Linked DNA regions of Homo sapiens: regions 2 and 3 are each linked to region 1. A link is a loop called in an ENCODE intact Hi-C map of the cell type or tissue named here. Cell type or tissue: B cell. All regions are shown on one strand. Links, peaks and the distances in the headings refer to the core of each region. The heading gives the core; the rest is flanking DNA.

Region 1 (7,174 bases), core at 1,032-6,031:
GGGGTTTCACCACGTTGGCTAGGCTGGTCTCGATCTCCTGATCTCGGCTTCCCAAAGTGCTGGGATTACAGGCGTGAGCCACCTCACCCAGTCTATTTTTTGTATTTTTAGTAGAGACAGTGTTTCCACATGTTGGCCAAGCTGGTCTGGAACCCCTGACCTCAGGTGACGAGCCTGCCTTGGCCTCCCAAAGTGCTAGGATTACAGGCATGAGCCACCAAGCCCAGCCTTAATTTTATTTTAAGTTCTGGGGTACATGTGCAGGACATGCAGGTTTGTTACATGGGTAAACGTGTGCCATGGTGGTTTGCTGCACCTGTTAACCCATCACCTGGTATTAAGCCCCGCATCCATTAGCTATTTATCCTGATGCTTTCCCTCCCCACCACCCTGCAACAGGCCCCAGTGTATGTTGTTCCCCTCCCCGTGTCCTTGTGTTCTCATTGTTCAGCTCCCACTTATAAATGAGAACATGCGGTGTTTGGTTGGTTTTCTTTTTTTCTTTTTTTTTTTTTTTAGATGGAGTCTCGCTCTGTCACCCAGGCTGGAGTGCAGTGGCACGATCTCGGCTCACTGCAAGCTCCACCTCTCAGGTTCACACCATTCTCCTGCCTCAGCCTCCCGAGTAGCTGGGACTACAGGCGCCCACCACCATGCCCGGTTAATTTTTTTTTTTGTATTTTTAGTAGAGACAGGGTTTCACCATGGTAGCCAGGATGGTCTTGATCTCCTGACCTCGTGATCCACCTGCCTCAGCCTCCCAAAGTGCTGGGAGTACAGGTGTGAGCCACCGCGCCCGGCTTCTTTATTTTTTTGAGAGAGGGTCTCACTCTGTCACCCAGGCTGGAGTGTAGTGGTGTGATCTTGGCTCACTGCAACCTCCATTTCCCAGATTCAAGCAATTCTTGTGCCTCAGCCTCCCGAGTAACTGAGAGTACAGGTGTGTGCCACCATGCCTGGCTCATTTTCATATTTTTAGTAGAAATGGGGTTTCACCATGTTGGCCAGGCTGGTCTCGAACTCCAGACCTCAAGTGATCTGCCCACCTCGGCCTCCGAAAGTGCTGGGATTATAGGCGTGAGCCACTGTGCTCAGACCGGTGTTTGGTTTTCTGTTCCTGTGTTAGTTTGCTGAGGACAAAAAAATATGGAATGCTTTGCGAATTTGTGTGTCATCCTCGCACAGGGGCCATCCTAGTCTTCTCTGTATCATTCCAATTTTAGTATATGTGCTGCCGAAGTGAGCACATGGATTGTTTTATCAAGGGAAGAAAGCTTCCCAGAGGCCTCCAGGCAAGTTTCCCTTAGGATCCCCTTGGCCTCTAACCTTTCCTTGAGGGATCATTGACAATGGGAAATGAGAGGATGTGGTAATGGGTCTGCTGACGCCGTAAAAAACTGGACTTTCAGTGTCAACGCCGATGGCTGCTGGATAGGCCACAGATCATGTTTGCCAGAATAGTCCCACAGGGTGTCCCTCCAGCAAATTGGATCAAGGAGATTAAGCACCACACCTGAGGTCACACAGCCAGCCGATAACCAAGGCAGTCTGTGAATTCGAATCTGCAAGAGGATGTGCCTCGTCCATCCGAATGCCTGGCTTTCTCTACACCTCCACATAACAATTATAATATGAAAAGGTATATGTGGGCCAGGTTGGGTAGCTCATGCCTATCATCCCAGCATGTTGAGAGGCCGAGGCAGGTGGATCACCTGAGGTCAGCAGTTTGAGACCAGCCTGGCCAACATGGCAAAACTCCCATCTTTACTAAAAATACAAAAATTAGCTGGGCATGGTAGTGCACGCCTGTAGTCCCAGCTACTGGGGAGGCTGAGGCAGGACAATCGCTTGAACCCAGGAGGCAGAGGTTGCAGTGAGTCGAGATCATGCCACTGCACTCCAGCCTGAGCGACAGAGCGAGACTCTGTCTCAAGAAAAAAATAAAATAAAGTGTGTGTGTGTGTCTGTGTGTGTGTGTGTGTGTGTGTGTGTGTGTTGGAGTGCAGTGGCATGATCTCTGCTCACTGCAACCTCTGCCTCCTAGGTTCAAGCGATTCTCCTGCCTCAGCCTCTCAAGTAGATGGGATTACAGGCACCCTCCACCACGTCCAGCTGGTTTTTTTGTATTTTTAGTAGAGATGGGGTTTCACCATGTTGGCCAGGCTGCTCTTGAACTCCTGACTTCAGGTGATCCGCCCACCTTGGCCTCCCAAAGTGCTGGGATTACGGGCATGAGCCACAGTGCCTGGCCTTTTTTTCAAGACAGTCTTGCTCTGTCACCCAGGCTGGAGTGTAGTGGCACAATCACAGCTCACTGCAGCCTCAACCTCCCGGGCTCAGGCAATCCTCCCACCTCAGCCTCTGGAGTAGCTGGGACTATACTCACATGCCACCTCACCTGGTTAATTTTCTGTATTTTCTGTACAGATGGGATCTCACTGTGTTGCCCAGCCTGGTCTCAAGCAATCCTCCCGCCTCAGCCTCCCACAGTGCTGGAATTGCAGGTGGGAGTCACCATACCCAGTCTAAACTCTTCCACGTTTAATCCCTCCAGCAGGTGAGAGTATCGTGCCTCACTCCACACCCACTAGGGTCCCGTGACTACAGTCCTGGCTGAGGGCACTGGGCCACGTCTGGGTGTAGAAAAGACCCTTTGGGCCAGGTAGCAGACTGCAGGCTGGAACAAGGGTGCCAGTAGAAGACAGCAGCTGAGCTGAGGCCAGGGCCTAGGGGACAAAGAGGCGGGGGAACGGACAGCAGAGTCGGGGGCAGGAGGAACAGGGATCGGGGCCTCGTGGGCTTTGAGAGAAAAGGATGCAGCACCTAGGGGTCCGGCCTAGAGACTGGGAGACGGGAAAGTAGGGGAGGAGCTGGTTGGTGGGGGGCAGATAGTAAGTTCAGTGCCGGAGACATGAAATGCTCCCCCAGGTTGGAGAAACCATCAGAACACTGGGGGCTCGGATGACTGAGTCCTTCAGAATAAAATGGGCTGAGGAAGCAGGATTCCTGGGTTAAAGCCCCAGAGTCACGTCACTGAAGAAGCCCGACAATGTGTGTTCTTTGGCATTTTATTTCAAAATTGCAGCAAAGACAGAGAAAAAAAAATCAACGGCAGCACCAGGGGTCTGGCCTGAGAACGGAGAGATCCGGAATCGGGGCCAAGGTGTATCCTTGACCGCACGACAAGGAGTAATGGGCGGACCTGAACCCGCGACGAGGGGCTGGGGGCCAAGATGCCTGGGTCGGCCCTTACGGCTTTGGGAGTGTCGCAACCACATGGGGGCGCCAGAGACCCAGACGCCGCCCGCTGGCCTTTTATTTCGTATTGCACTTCAGGTGAGTCATTGGTAGGGAGGCGAGTGCTGGCGTGACGAGATGCTACGGGTCGGTGGATCTGGAGCACAGCCTGCAGCTTCACACCGGGAACATCCACTCGTGGGCTCTGATTCCGTACTGCGGAACAACGGAGGCAGTGCGTGAGGTGGAAGCTGCACTACAACTCCCAGTAGGCCCTGGGGTGTTCCAGGCCGAGTGCCTACGGAGCTGTGCCCCAGCGGCTCACGGGAAATGTAGTCCACTTCCCAGAGGGCCCCAACAATGATGGGAACGGGGAATCAAGGCTAAGGCGGCGCAGAGGCTTCCGGGAGATGTAGTTCTGAAGACAGGAATTATGGCCAGGCCTCTAAGGCTCTTGGAAAAAGTCACTTTCAGCTCAGAAAGCCCAGATAGTCAGAGGATGTGTAGTTCTAGGTCCTGATGCACAAAAGTTTACAGAAATGTAGCTCTAGGTCTGGGAAAGGAGCCCAGAGATTCTTGGGAAAGAGATCTTGGCCCAGAAGATGGGAATACCCCCAGAGATTTATGGGATTAAACAGTCTGGTGCCAGAGAGGGGCCAAGGTCCAGAGGCTCATGGGAGGAAGCTTTCTCCGGCCAAAGGGATAGCCCAGGGCTCCAGGGAATCTTGGGAGGCCAACCTCTGAGATGGCCAGAGGGCTGGCTAAGGTCTCAGTGATTCATGGAAAGGGCCTTTCTCCCACCAGGGCACCCGGGGCAGCAGAGGATCACAGGGAGGGAGTTTCTCCCACCAGGGCACCCAGGGGCCTCAGAGGCCCACGGAGAGGGGGTTTCTCCTACCAGGGCACCCAGGAGCCGCAGAGGATCACAGGAAGGGGTTTCCAAAGCTGAAGACATATCCAGGGCTCCGGGAGCTCCCAGGAAAGGGTGATTTAGCCCCAAGGGGTTTTCCAGGCCACAGAGCAGCACAGAAAGCCCACTCTCCAGGGCCTCAATAAGAAAGGCCATTATCTGTTCCTGGTACTACTGAAGGAGGCTGGCTGTTAGTCCAGGGGCTCATGGGACACCAACTTCTCCAGGGAACAAGCTCCCAGCCCATTCCCCAGCTCCCTGCAGCTCACCTGGATCTCCTTCAGCTCCTTCTGGAAGCGGAGGATCAGCTCAGGCCCATTTTCCATGGTGGGAATGTGGAGGTTCTGGGACAGAAGGTGCGGTGAGGACCAAGCCCCTCCCCTCCTTCCCTCCCACCCACAATGGCAGCCCCGCCTCACCCTGTCTTTGTACAGGATTCGGTGCACTGGGCAGACCTGGCAAGCGGTGCCCGAGCCAAAGACTTCCCGCACGCGGCCCTCCTCCAGGGCCCGCAGCAACTGCTTCATGGTGATCGTGCGCTCCACCACCCGGAACTCACCCTGCAGGGCAGTTGGCAGAGACACGTGTCCCCAGAGGGTTGCCCTGCTGCAGACCTCCACCTCTCCCTCCCTGAGGATAGTGAGAAAGACAGAGGCCCAACGGGAGAGACAGACCCAGGAGAAGGGGCAGAGACATGCCAGTGTGCCCCAGTCCCAGCCCTCTGATGCCCTGGCCCCTGGCACATGGCGCCCATCACCAGAAGATGCCATGTCCTCACCCAGGTCTGAGCCATGTCCAGTAGACTCTGTCTGACCACTCCAGGCAGGATAACACCATTCAGCGGGGGCGTCACCAGCTCCAGCACTAGGGCAGGTGTAAGGGGTGGAAGATGTTACCTCTCACCCCCTAGCACCGCCGTCTTAAGAGCCACCCCCTTCCCCCATCCCAGAATCCCTGGGGCCTGTAACCTGCCAGGAATGATGGTGCCACCCACTTCCACCAGGGTTCGGGCTGGGTCATGGGTGGGCTTACCCCCATCTTCGTGGGTCCAGTAGACAAAGATGTTCATGGTTCCCACCTCGGTGAGCTGGTGGTCGGGCCCATACAGCCAGAGGACCTGTTCACAGCCCCGCTTGAGTGCCTCCTGTTGCACTAACACGGTGGGCCCATAATTCCTGGTGGAGGGCAGTCTGGTTGGGTGGGGCAAGGGAGCCCCATCCTTCCCCAGCCCAGCCCCAGAGGAGGCTCATCCTACTCTCTCCCGTCTCCCTGCTCACAGCTCTCACAGGGCTCCCCAGTTCCCCTGAGATGGAATCCTTGACTTTTCATTTGGCATCAGGACCCTAAATGGTTATGTCCCCTCTCTCCTGTCTCTTCCCACTTTTCTTTCTTTTCTTTTCTTTTTTTTTTAAGACGGAGTCTCGCTCTGTCACCCAGGCTGGAGTGCAGTGGTGCGATCTTGGCTCACTGCAACCTCCGCCTCCCAGGTTCAAGAGATTCTCCTGCCTCAGCCTCTCTTGACCTGGTGATCTGCCCGCCTCAGCCTCCCAAAGTGCTGGGATTACAGGCGTGAGCCACCGCGCCCAGCCCTCACCCATTTCATACTGACCAAATCCTCAGCTGTCATTCAAAACCATTTCTTTTTTTCTTTTTTTCTTTTTTTTTTTTTTGAGACAGAGTCTTGCTCTGTCGCCCAGGCTGAGGCTAGAGTGCAGTGGTGCGATCTCAGCTCACTGCAACCTCCGCCTCTCGGGTCCAAGCGATTCTCGTGCCTCAGCCTCCTGAGTAACTGGAGTAACTGGGGCATGCAGCACCATGTCCGGCTAATTTATATTCACATTTATATTTATATGCCCGCCTCAGCCCCCCAAAGTGCTGGGATTACAAGAGTGAGCCACAGCGCCCGGCCTTACTTTTTATATTTTTAGTAGAGACGGGGTTTCACCATGTTGGCCAGGCTGGTCTCAAACTCCTGACCTCAAGTGATCCGCCTACCTCGGCCTCCCAAAGTGCTGGGATTACAAGCGTGAGCTACCGCGCCTGGCTCCAAAACCGTTTCTGTTGTCACCTCCTCGAGAGGTGTTTCCAGACCTCCAGGCTGGGTGCTGGACCTTCCCTGGACTCCCCCAGTGAACTGGGCTACCTGGATGACTTTCTGAGTCTCTCTCCCAGAGATAGCCTCTCCCCTCAGCTGCTAACAAGCCTCCCATGGCTCCCCAGTGCCCCAGGACAAGACCCTAGCCTCCTTCCGGCATTCCAGGCCTGCCTGGGTCTAATGAATACTTGCTAAGCATTTTTCAAAACCCAAACTTATTTTTGTAACCTGAACATCTTCTGTGATCCTATTCCTTCTGTCCCTGTACACATGGTTCCCAGGACTGGAAACAGTTTGCTGACTTTTGTACCCAGGAAACCCCCTCCTCCCTCCTCGTCAGACCTAGTTGAAGGGTCGCCTCCTCTGCGAAACCTTTCTTTTTTTTTTTTGAGATGGAGTTTCGCTCTGTCGCCCAGGCTGGAGTGCAGTGGCGCGATCTCGGCTCACTGCAAGCTCTGTCTCCTGGGTTCTCGCCATTGTCCTGCCTCAGCCTCCTGAGTAGCTGCGACTACAGGCGCCCGCCACCAAGCCCGGCTAATTTTTTTTTTTTTTTTTTGTATTTTTAGTAGAGATGGGGTTTCACTGTGTTAATCAGGATGGTCTCGATCTCCTGACCTCGTGATCTGCCCGCCTCAGCCTCCCAAAGTGCTGGGATTACAGGCGTGAGCCACCGCCTCTGGCCTCTGTGAAGGCTTTCACAATGCCCTGGGTCACCTCACCAGAGAACATGCAGCTCCGAATACTGGGGCTCCCACCAGCCTGGGAGACCCAGGAGAGCAGGGCTCGGGGCTGACTCATCTGTGTCCCCAGCTTCTGCCAGCACAGGGCCTGGCCCTCAGGAGACCTCACAGGATGTGGCTGAAAGGACCTGAATGCACCCCCAGCTGGGGCCACATTCCTGTCCCAACACGCCAGTGCCCACCCTCTGCCTT
Region 2 (6,878 bases), core at 624-5,623, 83 kb before region 1:
ATAGCCAAATGCTAGAGATAGTTAACTACTCACCTTTCCTATGTAAACCAGCCAATCCAGAGCCCACACCCCATCCACACCTTTATGAGCACAGGCTCCCTGAGCCAGGCACCAAAAACTCAGGACAGCCTCTATGCTCCAGAGCCTGCTGAAATTCAAACTAGGTAATCTCAAACCCACTTACCTTGCCTCTTCTGGTCTTTTTTGTTTTGTTTTGTTTATTTTTATTATTATTTCTTTGAGACAGAGTCTCACTCTTTCGCCCAGGCTGGAGTGCAGTGGCGTGATCTCGGCTCACTGCAAGCTCCACCTCCTGGGTTCAGGCCATTCTCCTGCCTCAGCCTCCCCAGTAGCTGGGACTACAGGCGCCCACCACTGCGCCTGGCTAATTTTTTGTATTTTTAGTAGAAACGGGGTTTCACCGTGGTCTTGATCTCCGGACCTCGTGATCCACCTGCCTCGGACTCCCAAAGTGCTGGGACTACTTTTGTTTTTTTAAGATGGAGTCTCACTGTGTTGCCCAGGCTGGAGTGCAGGCATGATCTCATCTCACTGCAAGTGATTCTCCTGCCTCAGCCTCCCGAGTAGCTGGAACTACAGGTGTGCACCACCACACCTGGCTAATTATTTTTTTTTTTTGTATTTTTAGTAGATATGGGGTTTTAGCACATTGGCCAGGCTGGTCTCGAACTTCTGACCTCAGGTGATCCACCCGCCTCGGCCTCCCAAAGTGCCAGGATTACAGGCGTGAATCACTGGGCCCAATCTTTTTTTTTTTTTTTTTTTTTTTGAAACACAGGATCTTGATCTGTTGCCCAGGCTGGAGTGCACTGGTGCAATCATAGCTCACTGCAACCTCAAACTTCAAAGCTCAAGTGATCCTCCTGCCTCAGCCTCCAGAGTAGCTGGGACTACAGGTATGAACCACGGTGTTTGGCCCTGAAACCTATTTTTTTTTTTTTTTTTTGAGATGGAGTCTCACTCTGTCACCCAGGCTGGAGTGCAGTGGCGCGATCTTGGCTCACTGCAACCTCCACCTCCCAGATTCAAGCAATTCTCCTGCCTCAGCCTCCTGAGTAGCTGGGATTAAAGGCGCATGCCCAGCTAATTTTTGTATTTTTACTGGAGACTGGGTTTCACCATATTGGTCAGGCTAGTCTCGAACTCCTGACCTCATGATCCACCCGCCTCGGCCTCCCAAAGTGCTGGCATTACAGGCATGAGCCACCGCGCCCGGCCAAAACCTACATTTTAAAACATTTTGCTGCTAACAACTTACCCTATGACGTTCTTCCCAGGACTGCCCTTGGGCTGGAGGTTCCTGGGAGTTTATGTCATTCCTCCCTCCCTCTGTGACCCATGGCTCATGGCTGACTAGGGGTGGTATAGTGGCAAGTCTCCAGATGTAGCCCCTAGTGAGCATGTCCCTGATATTCACAGATTTGTATAGTGCCCTCCCGTATTTAACGTGGGCTTGCCTGACTTGCATTAATTATAAAATACAGTGGAAGAGAAATTGTGCCAGTTTCAAGCCTAGTCTTTAAGAGACTGGTAGCTTCTGCTCCTGGCTCTTGGAATACTCACTCTTGGGAGCCCTGAGCTATCATGCAAGAAATCTAGTTATCCCGGGGGAGAGGCCACAGAGGAATAGTGCTGACACTGCATGGAGTGTCACACTGCACAACCCAGCTGGGCCCAGCCTTCATGCTATCCCCACCACGGTGCCACACACATCTGATGTGCCATCTTGTATGTGCTAGCCCAGGTGGGCCCTGAGATGACTGCAGCTCTAGCCAACATCACATGGAACTGAAGAACTGCCCTGCTGAGCCCAGTCAACCCATGCATTTGTGAGCAGTCATAGATAGTTATTGTTTTACAACTCTAAGTTTTGGGGTGGTGTGGGTTTTTGTTGTTTGTTTGTTTGTTTGTTTGTTTGTTTTGAGATGGAGTAGCACTCTGTTGCCCAGGCTGGAGTGAAGTGGCATGATCTCAGCTCACTGCAGCCTCCACCTCCTGGTTTCAAGTGATTCTCCTGCCTCGGTCTCTCACGTAGCTGGGATTACAGGCTCCCACCACCATACCTGGCTAGTTTTTTTTTTTTTTTTTTTTTTTTGAGACGGAGTCTCGCTCTGTTGCCCAGGCTGGAGTGTGGTGGCACAATCTCAGATCACTGCAAGCTCCGCCTCCCGGGTTCACGCCATTCTCCTGCCTCAGCCTCCCGAGTAGCTGGGACTACAGGCACATGCCACCATGCCCAGCTAATTTTTTTGTATTTTTAGTAGAGACAGGGTTTCACCGGGTTTCACCGTGTTAGCCAGGATGGTCTCGATCTCCTGACCTCGTGATCCGCCCACCTTGGCCTCCCAAAGTGCTGGGATTACAGGTGTGAGCCACCGTGCCCGGCCCAGTTTTTATGTATTTTTAGTAGAGATGGGTTTCACCATGTTGGCCAGGCTGGTCTTGAATTCTTGGCCTCAAGTGATCTGCCTGCCTCAGCTTCCCAAAGTGCTGGGATTACAGGCGTTTGCCACTGAGCCTGGTTTGTTGTTTGGCTATAATAAGCTCAAACAGGGAGATACAAAGGCCCAGTTCCATGTGTCCCAAGACAGGAAAGACTCCACAACTTAATTTGTGCTCTGGAGCTCCCTGCAGGATTAGGCTGAGGTTGGAACTTCACCTGAAGTCACCTCTTGCTCCTCTTCCCCTTTGCTGTCCTGTTTTCCCCACTCTTCTGCTGGTTTCTCCTGGGAACATTTCTTTCTTTTTCTCTCTCTCTTTTTTTTTTTTTAAGATGGAGTTTAGCTCCTGTTGCCCAGGCTGGAGTGCAATGGAGCGATCTTAGCTCACCACAACCTCCGCCTCCCGGGTTCAAGCGATTCTCCTGCCTCAACCTCCCAAGTAGCTGGGATTCCAGGCATGTGCCACCATGCCCAGCTAATTTTTTTTTGTGTGTGTGTGTTTGGTAGAGACAGGGTTTCACCATGTTGGCCAGGCTGGTCTCGAACTCCTGACCTCAGGTGATCCACTTGCCTCAGCCTCCCAAAGTGCTGGGATCGCAGGCGTGAGCCACCGCACCCAGCCAGAACACTTCTTTAATAAATGACTGGCATTTATATCTTGTCTCAGGCTCTGCTTCCAAGAGAAGCTGATCTTAGACCTGATGCTTCTAATTTTTTCATCTCCAACCAGAACCCAGGGAGGTCAGGGTCCGGCTCCCCCATTCTCCCTCTCCACTCTTTCTTGCTCCTCTCCTGCATCCAAAAGGCATAACCACCTTCCAGGCTCCCCAAACAACAGGGAGCCATCTACCGGGGTCGGGGGCATGTAAGAACATCCATGAGGTCTCTGAAGGAAGCAGCAAGCAGCTTGTTTGCCGTGGCCAGCAGCAAAAGAAGCCCCCCAACCATACCACGCCGGAGGGGGATCATAAGGAGGCCAGGTAGGCAAAGTTAAGGCAGTTGCATGTCAGCAGCACTTCAGGAGGCAGGTGGGGTTGGAGGTTGTCTCCGATCCTGTGTCTGCGGTAGGAGGGGCTCTGCTGGTAGTTCCCTCTCCTCCCACAAGGAGCTTCTCTCCACCCCCATCAGTTCTCTGTCTCTGTAAATCCTAGAATCCATCACCATGGATCCTCCAGCAGGTCCCACAGCCGGCTGCTGCTGGAGTCAGATAAGTCAGCGGAGAAGATGCTGGGGGGTGGGGGACCAGAACCCAGAGGAGGACCCCCGCTCAGGGCCTCCAGCCAGTCCAGGGAGTCCGTGGGGTCCCTGGGAGAAGGGGAGGAGGAGTTCGTGGGAGACGGGAGTGAAGAGGAGAAAACAGATGAGAGGCCTTCAGAGTCCGGGGAGGGGGACAGCACGTCGAAGGAGCCAGGGAAGTCCAGGGGAATAGGGGGCAGGGGGTCTGCGGGATAAAGAATGGTACATGAGCTTGGAAAGTCAGGGGTCCGGGCGCCAGCCCCCCATACCCCATTTCCAGGATCCAGCTCCCCAGCTCACGCCTCCCTTGGACGCAGGAGTCCAGAACCTCAGCCCCCACCTCCCCTAAATCTAGCAGTTTGGATCCTACCATCAGGCTCCACCTGATCCTCCAGGATGTCATCGATGCCCCGGTTAGGAAGCAACTGCGGATGGAGAAATTTGGCGTGAACTCGGGACTGCGACCTGGACCTGACTGGAGAACCCTAGCCGGATTCAACCCACACCCTCTTACCTGCGCCCTCCGGATCGCTTCCTGCAGCTCCTCCTCCAGAGTCAGAGCCGCTGAGCCCGGCCCTGAGGAAGGGGTCAGGGCTGGAGCTGCAGCAGGAGCCGGAGTGGGAGTTGGAGCCGGAGCCGTCCCCGGGGTATCCGCGGCACGTGGAAGAGGTGGCCTGTGAGATGCTGCGCTGGGCTTGACCTAGAGCAGCCAAGAGGGCGAGCGCCCATAAGCCATGCCCACAGGGCGCAACCCCACCCACTCGCAACGTGTGGCTCCACCCCTTGATCCTCTCGCGACCCCTCGCTCATCAACCCCTTTGGCCTCGCCCCCTATTCTTTCATTGGCTCCTCTTCTCTAAAGATCCGCCCCCTGTTAGTCTGAACCACGTCCCCTCGCCTTCAAGGCTTCCTACCGCTGGTCCTCGCCCCCACACTTCATTGGCTAGTTTTTTCGACACCCCGCCCCGGCCCACTTTGCTTTCTCTTCATTGGTCCGCAAGCTCATAGCCCCGCCCTCACCGAGCCCTGACGCCGGGCGGCTGCCAGGGCCTTGGGCTTGAGGCGCGGCCAGGGAGCACCCGCGGGACTGTCCTCGCGCCGCGGCTTCGGCCGCTCGCGGGGCGGCGCGCCGCCGCGCATGCGCTCCAGGAGCATAGACTTGGTCCCCGACACTGGGAGGCCCCGCAGGCGCAGCTGCTGCCGGAGCTCTGAGACCTGGGGAGGGGCGGGGCGTGGGAAGAGGCAGTGCTGGGCGGGCTCCCGGGCGCAGGCAGGAGCTGGACAGGATATTTGGAAACCGAGAAAGGAGGCACTGGGGGTCCGGACTCCTGGGACCCTAAAACAGGATGGGACTGGGTACCCGATCTCCTGGATTTCCAGAGGGCAGAGGCTGCGGGGTTGGAATTCTGGGACCCCACCGAAGGAGAGAGAAGGCCTGGAAAGTTACACCCCAAACTCACCGTCAGCTCCTCCAGTTTAAGGGTCTGAAGTTCCAACTTGTGTGGGGGGGGCGAGGGGCTAGGGACTCCTGGTGGGCAGGGAGTGAGGGGAGAGGGCTTCATCCTGGTGATAATCGTGAGGGGCGAACAAAGGTTAGAGAGGTAGAGGGGGAAAAGGCGTTCTGGGGTCCTCAAAGACGGGGAGCTGGGGAAGATGCAGAAAAGTGAGGGTCCAGAATTCTGGGTCTCCAAGGGCGCAAACATGGGGCTAGATTTCTGTGCATGGGGGAGGAGGAACTAGGCGTTCAGACTCGGGTCTGAAGGGCGAAGGGAGGGGCTGGGATCCTGGACTCTTAAACCCTGGGAGAAGAGAGGGTTGGGGGCCCCAATCCCCTAATCTTGGACTCGAGGTTTGAGGGAGGAGGATGCTGGGACCTGAATTTCTGGGTCCCGGGAGAACAGAAGTGGGTGTCATACCTAGGATGTGGCTGCTGCGAGTCTGTCCCTTCCCACAGAGATGGCCCAGGAGGACCCAGGGCGGACCCCTCGGCTTGGGGGTCCGCCCTGGATCCCTGTCTCGGCTCTGGGGGCATGTACTGGTGGTATGTCAAGTTCCCCCTGGGCTTGGACTCCCTCCAACGTTGGGAGATCTTGGGAGACTCCTGAAAGAGCAGGTGTGATGTTTTAGGCTTCAGCGCGGCTCCCACCTTCCGGCCCCAGGACTACATGCAAAGTATGGGGTCAGCTCGGTGCCACCGAAGAGGAGCAAAAATGGCAGCAGCAACAAGGGAGACAAAGACTAGGCTCTCAGAGGGACCTCTCCCTCCAGTCGAGACTCACCTTCTTTGGGGACCTCCAAGGAGGACAATATTCTGGCTCGGGGAGCAGGACCCCAGGGCTGAAGAGGAAAGGGGCCGTGCCCGAGGGCAAGGCCGGGGCCAGAGGAGGGTCTGAGGCTGAGATCCACGGGTCCGGATCCGAGACTGGAGAGACGGTGAAGGACCCTGAGAGGCCTGCAGGCAGCAAGCCAGGCCGGGAGGAGCAAGGCTGTGTGGAAAGCGGGGCTCCAGGGTGCCGGAGGGCAGGCCAGGGAGCAAGACTTGATTGCTGGGAGATGGGCGCCTGAACTGGATCTGAGGGCGGAGGTGTGGGGGGGCTCCGGTTGCTACATTCTCAAGTAAAGCAGGAATTTTCTATCACAAAGGGGTGTGGTAGCTGAGGATCACAGATGTCTGAGGTTTTGCTAGGACAGGGGTGGGGCCTGCACTCCTGGTTCTTGGGGAGAGGGAGAGGCTGAAAGCTACATCCAGGCCGGCCGCGGTGGCTCACGCCTGTAATCCCAGCAGTTTGGGAGACTGAGGCGGGCGGATCACTTGAGGTCAGGAGTTCAAGACCAGCCCGGCCAACATGGTGAAACTCCGTCTCTACTAACAATACAAAAATTAGCCAGGCGTGGTGGCACGTGCCTGTAATCTCAGCTACTCAGGAGGCTGAGGCAGGAGAATCGCTTGAACCTGGGAGGTAGAGGTTTCAGTGAGCTTAGATTGAGCCATGACACTCCAGCCTGGCGACAGAGCAAGATTCCATCTCAAAAAAAAAAAAAAAAAAAAAAGCTATATCCAGAGCTTCTCATGTATACCAAATGTGGAGACCAGGATGCCTGTCTTCTCCAAAGAAGCAGGATCCAAGTTCAAGCATCTCATTAGGGTGGAGAAGCAGGAAGCAGAGCTCCTAGGGGTGG
Region 3 (6,349 bases), core at 1,350-6,349, 180 kb after region 1:
ACAAGCCTTGGACCAAATGGAAATAAAGCTTTTTGATGCAGCTGGTGGTTTTGTGTGTGGTGTGGAAGATGAGGTGGGATCTGTTCTCATAAAGCTTCTGGCTGGGTTGGGATGCCAGTGAAAGAGGAGTTGGCCCCATCTCCCATTTTCTTAACTGTCCTAAGACAAGAGGCTATCTGGGTAGTGTTGAACCTGAGGGTTCTCTGCTTGCCTGGCTGTTAACTGTCCCTCCCAGATGGTAGAGATAGACTCCAGGGAGTTGAATTAAGACCTAGGTTGGTATCTAGAAACAGATGTTAGGTCTCAGCCAGAAACAGCCCTATTTAACGAGTGATTATGGGGCCAGGTGGGTCGCTCACCTGATGTCAGGAGTTCGAGACCAGCCTGACCAACATGAAGAAACCCCGTCTCTACTAAAATACAAAATTAGCTGGGTGTGGTGGCTCATACCTGTAATCCCAGCTAGTCAGGAGGTTGAGGTAGGAGAATCGCTTGAATCTGGGAGGCGGAGGTTGCAGTGAGCTGAGATGGCGTCATTGCACTCCAGCCTGGGCAAAAAGAGTGGAACTCCCATCTCAAACAAAAAACATGTCTGCCTCACGGAAGTTGCGGTGAGCTGAGATGGCGCCACTGTGCTCCAGCTTGGGCAACAGAGTAAGACTCTGTCTCAAAAAAGAAAAAAGCCTCAATTCTGGGAGGCAGTTGGAATTATTAGGCCCTTTATATGGGCACATTGACGCTATTGCTATGCAACTTGCATGGCAACCGGGGGGCTCACTGAGGTCTTTGCTCCAGAGTTTAAGAGATTATGGCCCGAGCTTGAGTGATCCCAATGTGAGGCGCACACTGAGAGGAACTGGCCAGTGGAGCTGAGCAGCCAGGAACACGTGATGCCCAAGCAATGCTGGACAAGGGGTTTAGGGTTCATCACAGAAATGGGATGTGAAACCTTGGGCCGGATTCTCCAAATGGGAACTGAAGAAGCTTAAAACAGGCCTTAAAAAGCACTTGCTGTGTCCAAGCTGCAAAACTGCTGTGTCAGCTCTGACTCTTCCCCTTCTCCTTCCCCTGGGTCTGGGGCAGGGTGGTTCAAGCCTGTAATCCCAGCACTTTGGGAGGCCAAGGCAGGACGATCACTTGAGCCCAGGAGGTTGAGACCAGCCTAAGCAACATAGGGAGACCCCCCAAGTCTCTCTAGAATAAGAGGATGAGCTCAGACCAGGGAAGGGGTGGTACTGGGGGGACGTCACAGCCAGGCCCACCAAGTGTCATGTCTGACCACACCTGGGATTCTTAAATATAGATGTATTTTTTTCATCTCATCTCCGGACACACTCCAATCACACCCCTCCTGCCCTCCCCTCTCAACTGCAAACCAAGCGGTGCAGACACAGCACAGCACACATGAGGGGCCCTCCCTTTCACCAAAGCTGAAGGCAGGGCACAGTTTGGGGATGGAAGAGCCTCGAGGTAAATGTGGGGGTTCTAGAACCCAGTGACCTCAGTTCTGGATCATGGGAAAGGGATCAGTATGCAGTAACGTGGTAAGGTTCCAGATCTAGAAGCCAGGACCTAGAACCTAGTGGTTTCACAGTGGGCAGAGCAGTTGGGAATAAGCCAGGTTAGGGGTGGGGGAAGACAGCCAGCTCTGTCCTCTGCAGGCGGATTCCCTGGAGGGAGATCTCAGATTTAGAAAGGAAGAGTAGGATCTGGTCCAGAAAGGGCCAGAAAGACAGGAAGGCATCTGGACTGAGACTGTGTGTCCTCCAGAAGGAATGAGCAGCCAAGTGGTTCTACCACCTCTTGCTTGGCCAAAGTGTAGGGGATGACAGGAGCCGGATGGAGGGATCCTCCAGGCAGAGCCTGGCTCTGACATGCCAGGGAGGGCTAGAACATCCCTCCCAGAGCCCCACTTCTGGAGTTGAAATGGAGGACCATCTGCTCTCAGTTACCTTCAAACTCTGAAAGTGCCCCGGCTCTGGACTTGATCGCCCCATTCGCAGGGACACCACGTGGTTTCCAGAACTTGGTGGCCCGCATGCCGGGCCTGAGCGTGGCCTGCTCTGTATGCTGTAGAATTTGTAAGCCACACGGGGGGCTCTAAAAGCCCCAGACCTGAAAGCACCATGCCAGGTTTCCTAAAACCTCTGGCACCACCGCAGAGTAATGGCAGATTCCTGGCCTCTGGGAAGCGGTCCAGGCCCAGGGGACTCCAGGGCGCTGATTATGCATATTCTGGAGCCAGAGAAAGGCACGGCTTTGTGGATTCTGGAGTGCAGGAACTTGGAAACTGGAGCTGGAGGGGGTGGAGTGTTTGGCGGACTGGGTGGGGGCACTGCGGGGCCACACCCAGTGCAGATCTGGAGCGGGGGTTTAGGAGCAGCACCCCTCTGCATCCTCTCTCTGGAGCAGAGAGGCAGGACAGGCGGGGAGTGTGGTGGGGCGGACTTAGTTACGCTCCTCGCCCAGGGAGCTGGTGGGGCTGAGGGGCTCGCTCGGGGTGCTGAGTGAGCTGGAGGTGGCCGTGTCCACAGAGTTGCGCTTGCTGCCGCTGGTGGAGGAGGTGCAGGACGCTCGGCGCGGCCACTCTGGTGCACGGATGTTGCGCCGGTCCTTGGCGGCCTCCTCGTCCTCATCGTAGCGCTCGCCGTCTTCCTCCAGCGGCCCGTTCCGGGGATCCTCCTCGTCCTCACTCTGGTGCGGGCTGGAGTGTCGTGACAGCGAGGGCGACGGTGGCACCGAGGCTGGCCGTGGGTAGCGGTACCCCTGGGCCTGCATACGGCGATGTGGGTGCAAACCAGGGTGAGCTGAGGACCTCACAGTCCCACCCAGGCATCCAGCCACCTCTAGGCCTTCCCACTCCAGGAGGGACCCCCACCCCACCGAAGCCCAGCCCTTTAGCTCCTGGCTAAGCAGAAATCCAGGGTCCACTCACCGCATCCGCCTCGTTGGGCTCGTAGGTGAAGTGCTCTGGAAAGGCCTTGGACAGCGCCATGTGGCGCGCAGACATATAGTACTAGGGGAAAGGAGGAGAGGGGGCAGAGGATGTGAGAGCCAGGCCCCACCCCCAGGCAGATGATGGGGGTCTTGGCCACACCCTTTATGCAGATGAGCACACTGCTGCACCCCATACAAATAATCCATCTATCTGACTCCACCCCTTATGTAGATAAGCAGACCTGTGAATGGACAGTTTCTGAGCCATACCCCTCAAACAGGGGCCGAATTCTCAAGTGAGTCTCCTCTTTGGCCACACCCTTATGCAAATGAGAACGCCTGACCAATGTTCTTTTTTTCTTTTTAAACACGGTCTTGTTCTGTTACTCTAGGATGGAGTGCAGTGGGTTTGAACAAGGCTCACTGCAGCCTCAACCTCCGGGGCTCAAGCGACCCTACCACCTCAGCCTCCCCAGTAGCTGGGACTACAGGCACGCACCATCACGCTCGGCTGATTTTTTTTTATTTTTAGTAAAAATAAAATGTTGCCCAGGCTGGTCTCTTAACTCCTGAGCTCATGCGATCCTTCCTGTTAGGCCTCCCAAAGTGCTGGGATTACAACCATGAGCCACCATCGCGATCGGCCTGGTTCATTGCTTAAAGGGACAGCAACTGTTACAAGTAGGATGAGACCCTGCACCCTGCACCAAAGACCCCTAGCCAGGAGCTGCTGATTTGCCAGGAGAGGATAGGAAAGTGGGGGTCCTACCCGGCCTAGGTATTTCCAGTCCAGAAGGTCGGAGAGGCGCTCCGTGCGGTTCCGCTGGATGATACGCTGCCGCCGGCTCTGCTGACAGAAACTGTAGAGGAAGGAGGTGAGCTGCGAGCAGGAATCATCCAGGCTGCGGAACCGCCGGTCAAGAATGTAGATACCTGTGGAGGCCAGGACCCAGGTTCAGAAAACATCCTGGGGAGATCTTCATGGTCTCCAGGACTCTGTGGCACCAGGACCCCTCCTCTCCCAGCGGCCCGAGAGCCCCCCCATTTCCTGGTGCCCCTGGTCTCCAAGGGTGCAAGCTCCTCCTTCCCAGGATCCAGGAGTCACTGTTCTCAAGCCCCCTTCCAGAATCCTCAGGGGCCTGGGCGCTGACCGTAAGCTGAGGGGTCTGCGATGTGTTCCTCCATGAAGCAGCCGAAGCCGGAGAGATTGGTGGAGATACTGGGGATTCCCATAACCGTGCACTCAGCTGCGGGAAGGCAGGAGAGAGACCCACTTAGCTTCCCTCATCGCCTACCGTCTTAATCGCAATAGACGCCTCAACACCGCCCTCTACTGGCGCCTGTACCAAGTGCCAGGCGCTGTGCGGAGCGTCGCTGAGCCCCCACAACCAGGCTGTGCATTTCCCTATTTCTCAGAGGGGACGCTAAGAGGCTCAGAAAAGAGAATTACTTGCTCTTGCTCCAAGATGCGGGAAAGTCCATAGTTGGGAGATAAGGATGCTAATTTATTGAGCATCCCAATATCCATTTGACTTAACTCTCACAACCTGTAGGATCGGGCCAAGGTCCATCATTCTACTTAATTGTCACAACCTGTAAGATCCTTTCTTGTGCCAGTATCTTGTACGGACTTAGTCTATTTTGATGGGGGGTAAGATAAGGTCTCTCATTATTAGTATCCCTGTGTACAGAGCATCTAGTACGTCTTGTTTAATACCTTTAACAACCTTGAGAAATAGTTCAAGGAATGTATTATAATTTTTTGATGGATTTTTATGCTTTTTTTTTTTTCTTTCGAGACAGGGTCTCACTCTGTCACCCAAGCTGTAGTGCAGTGGCACAATCTCGGCTCACTGCAACCTTCACCTCCCGGGTTCAAGCGATTTTCGTGCCTTAGCCACCCGAGTAGCTGGGACTACAGGCACACACCACCATGCCCAGTTAATTATTGTATTTTTTAGTATAGACAGGGTTTCACCATGTTGGCCAGGCAGGTCTTGAACTCCTGACCTCAGGTGATCCATCCGTCTTGGCTTCCCAAAGTGGTCAAATTATAGGTGTGAGCCACTGCGCCTGGCCCAATGCTTTTTTTTTTTTTTTCTCGAGACAAGGTCTCACTTTATCACCCAACCTGGAGGACAGTGGCTTGATCATAGCTCACTGCAGCCTTGACCTCCTAGGCTCAAGCAATCCTCCCACCTCAGCCACCCAAGAGGCTGGGACTACGAGCACACAACACTACGCATGGCTAATTAAAAATAAAAAAAAAAAAGGCCGGGCACGGTGGCTCATGTCTGTAATCCCAGCACTTTGGGAGGCCAAGGCGGGTGGATCACGAGGTCAAGAAGAGAAAAAAAAAAAAACCATCCTGGCCAACATGGTGAAACCCTGTGTCTAATAAAAATACAAAAATTAGCTGGGTGTGGTGGCAGGCGCCTATAGTCCCAGCTACTCTGGAGGCTGAGGCAGGAGAATCACTTGAACCCGGGAGGCGGTTGCAGTGAGCCAAGACTGTGCCACTGCACTCCAGCCTGGCAATAGAGCAAGACTCTGTCTCAAAAAAAAAAAAAAATCTTTTATAGAGACAGGGTCTCACCATGTTGTCCAGGCTGGTCTTGAACTCCTGAGCTCAAGCTATCCTCCCACCTCAGCCTTCCAAGATGCTAGGATTATAGGTGTGAGCCACTGCCCCTGACCTATAATTATTATTATTATTATTTTAGACAGGGTCTGACTCTGTCGCCCAGGCTGGAGTGCAGTGGCGCGATCTCAGCTCACTGCAATCTCTGCCTCTGGGGTTCAAACGATTCTCCCACCTCAACTTCCCGAAGGGCTGGGATTACAGGTGCCTGCCACCACCCCCAGCTAATTTTTGTATTTGTAGTAGAGATAGGGTTTCACCATGTTGGCCAGGCTGGTCTCAAACTCATGTCCTCAAGTGATCCTCCCACCTCGGCCTCCCAAAGTGTGGGGATTATAGGCGTGAGCCACCATGCCTGGCCTGATCTATAATTCTTATGTAAGTTTTCCTAAAAACATCTGTAAACTGCAAAAATAGGCACTAAATATAATACATCTGTCAGGCATGGTGGGATGCACCTATAATGACAGATACTCAAGAGGCTGAGGCAGAAGCACCTGAACCTAGGAGTTCCAGGTGAGCCTTGGCAACAGAGTAATAACCCCATCTCAAAAAAGAAACAAATAGTAAAATGTATTAAATATATATTTATGATATAGTTTGACTCTGTGTTCCCCCCCAAATTTCATCTCAAAATGTAGTCCCCACGTGTCGAGGGAGGGAAATGATTGGATTACGGGGGTGGTTCCCCCGCCGCTGTTCTCATGATAGTGAGTGAATTCTCACGAGATCTCATGGTTTTATAAATGTTCGTTTTTCCTGCACCCTCAC

Evidence for each region. A loop is a pair of places that touch in the nucleus more often than their neighbours do. Peaks named below come from ENCODE experiments on the same cell type or tissue, not always from the same donor. Only the 100,000 strongest peaks of a DNase experiment are listed, where the experiment ranks them.
Region 2: it touches region 1 in a loop (11-fold over the local background); 4 of 110 quality-filtered maps call a loop at or near these places.
Region 3: a loop joins it to region 1, with 17 times the contacts of the local background. A loop is called at or near these places in 86 of 110 quality-filtered maps.

The regions. Positions count from the first base shown.
Region 1 is chr19:48,792,012-48,799,185 of GRCh38, forward strand. It overlaps BCAT2 (branched chain amino acid transaminase 2), which reads right to left. Exons shown (of 11, transcript NM_001190.4): 7 at 5,180-5,322; 8 at 4,926-5,011; 9 at 4,567-4,707; 10 at 4,417-4,491; 11 at 3,053-3,453. The coding sequence ends at 3,415. It also overlaps the pseudogene RNU6-317P. Among named protein-coding and RNA genes, the nearest start is that of BCAT2, 15 kb to the right of the region's middle. RefSeq lists enhancers at 1,489-1,989, 3,222-3,291, 3,332-3,511, 4,109-4,744, 6,557-7,165 and 1 more. In B cell, for the core only: CTCF peaks have their summits at 3,276 (motif pointing right) and 3,478; a DNase peak (open chromatin) is centred at 3,370; H3K4me3 peaks cover 644 bases; H3K27ac peaks cover 985 bases.
Region 2 is chr19:48,709,648-48,716,525 of GRCh38, forward strand. MAMSTR (MEF2 activating motif and SAP domain containing transcriptional regulator) reads right to left here. Exons shown (of 10, transcript NM_001130915.2): 4 at 5,978-6,120; 5 at 5,615-5,799; 6 at 5,159-5,261; 7 at 4,719-4,913; 8 at 4,213-4,398; 9 at 4,069-4,123; 10 at 3,078-3,903. The coding sequence ends at 3,620. Among named protein-coding and RNA genes, the nearest start is that of MAMSTR, 6.6 kb to the right of the region's middle. RefSeq lists a silencer at 4,681-4,970. In B cell, for the core only: a CTCF peak has its summit at 3,660; DNase peaks (open chromatin) are centred at 3,624 and 4,634; H3K4me3 peaks cover 1,878 bases; H3K27ac peaks cover 785 bases.
Region 3 is chr19:48,966,840-48,973,188 of GRCh38, forward strand. GYS1 (glycogen synthase 1) reads right to left here. Exons shown (of 16, transcript NM_002103.5): 13 at 4,089-4,184; 14 at 3,707-3,870; 15 at 2,936-3,016; 16 at 1,291-2,772. The coding sequence ends at 2,449. It overlaps FTL (ferritin light chain), which reads left to right. Exons shown (of 4, transcript NM_000146.4): 4 at 1-40. Among named protein-coding and RNA genes, the nearest start is that of FTL, 4.7 kb to the left of the region's middle. RefSeq lists enhancers at 1,490-1,719, 3,485-4,012 and a cis regulatory region at 3,989-4,509. In B cell, for the core only: CTCF peaks have their summits at 4,275 (motif pointing left) and 4,474; a DNase peak (open chromatin) is centred at 4,262.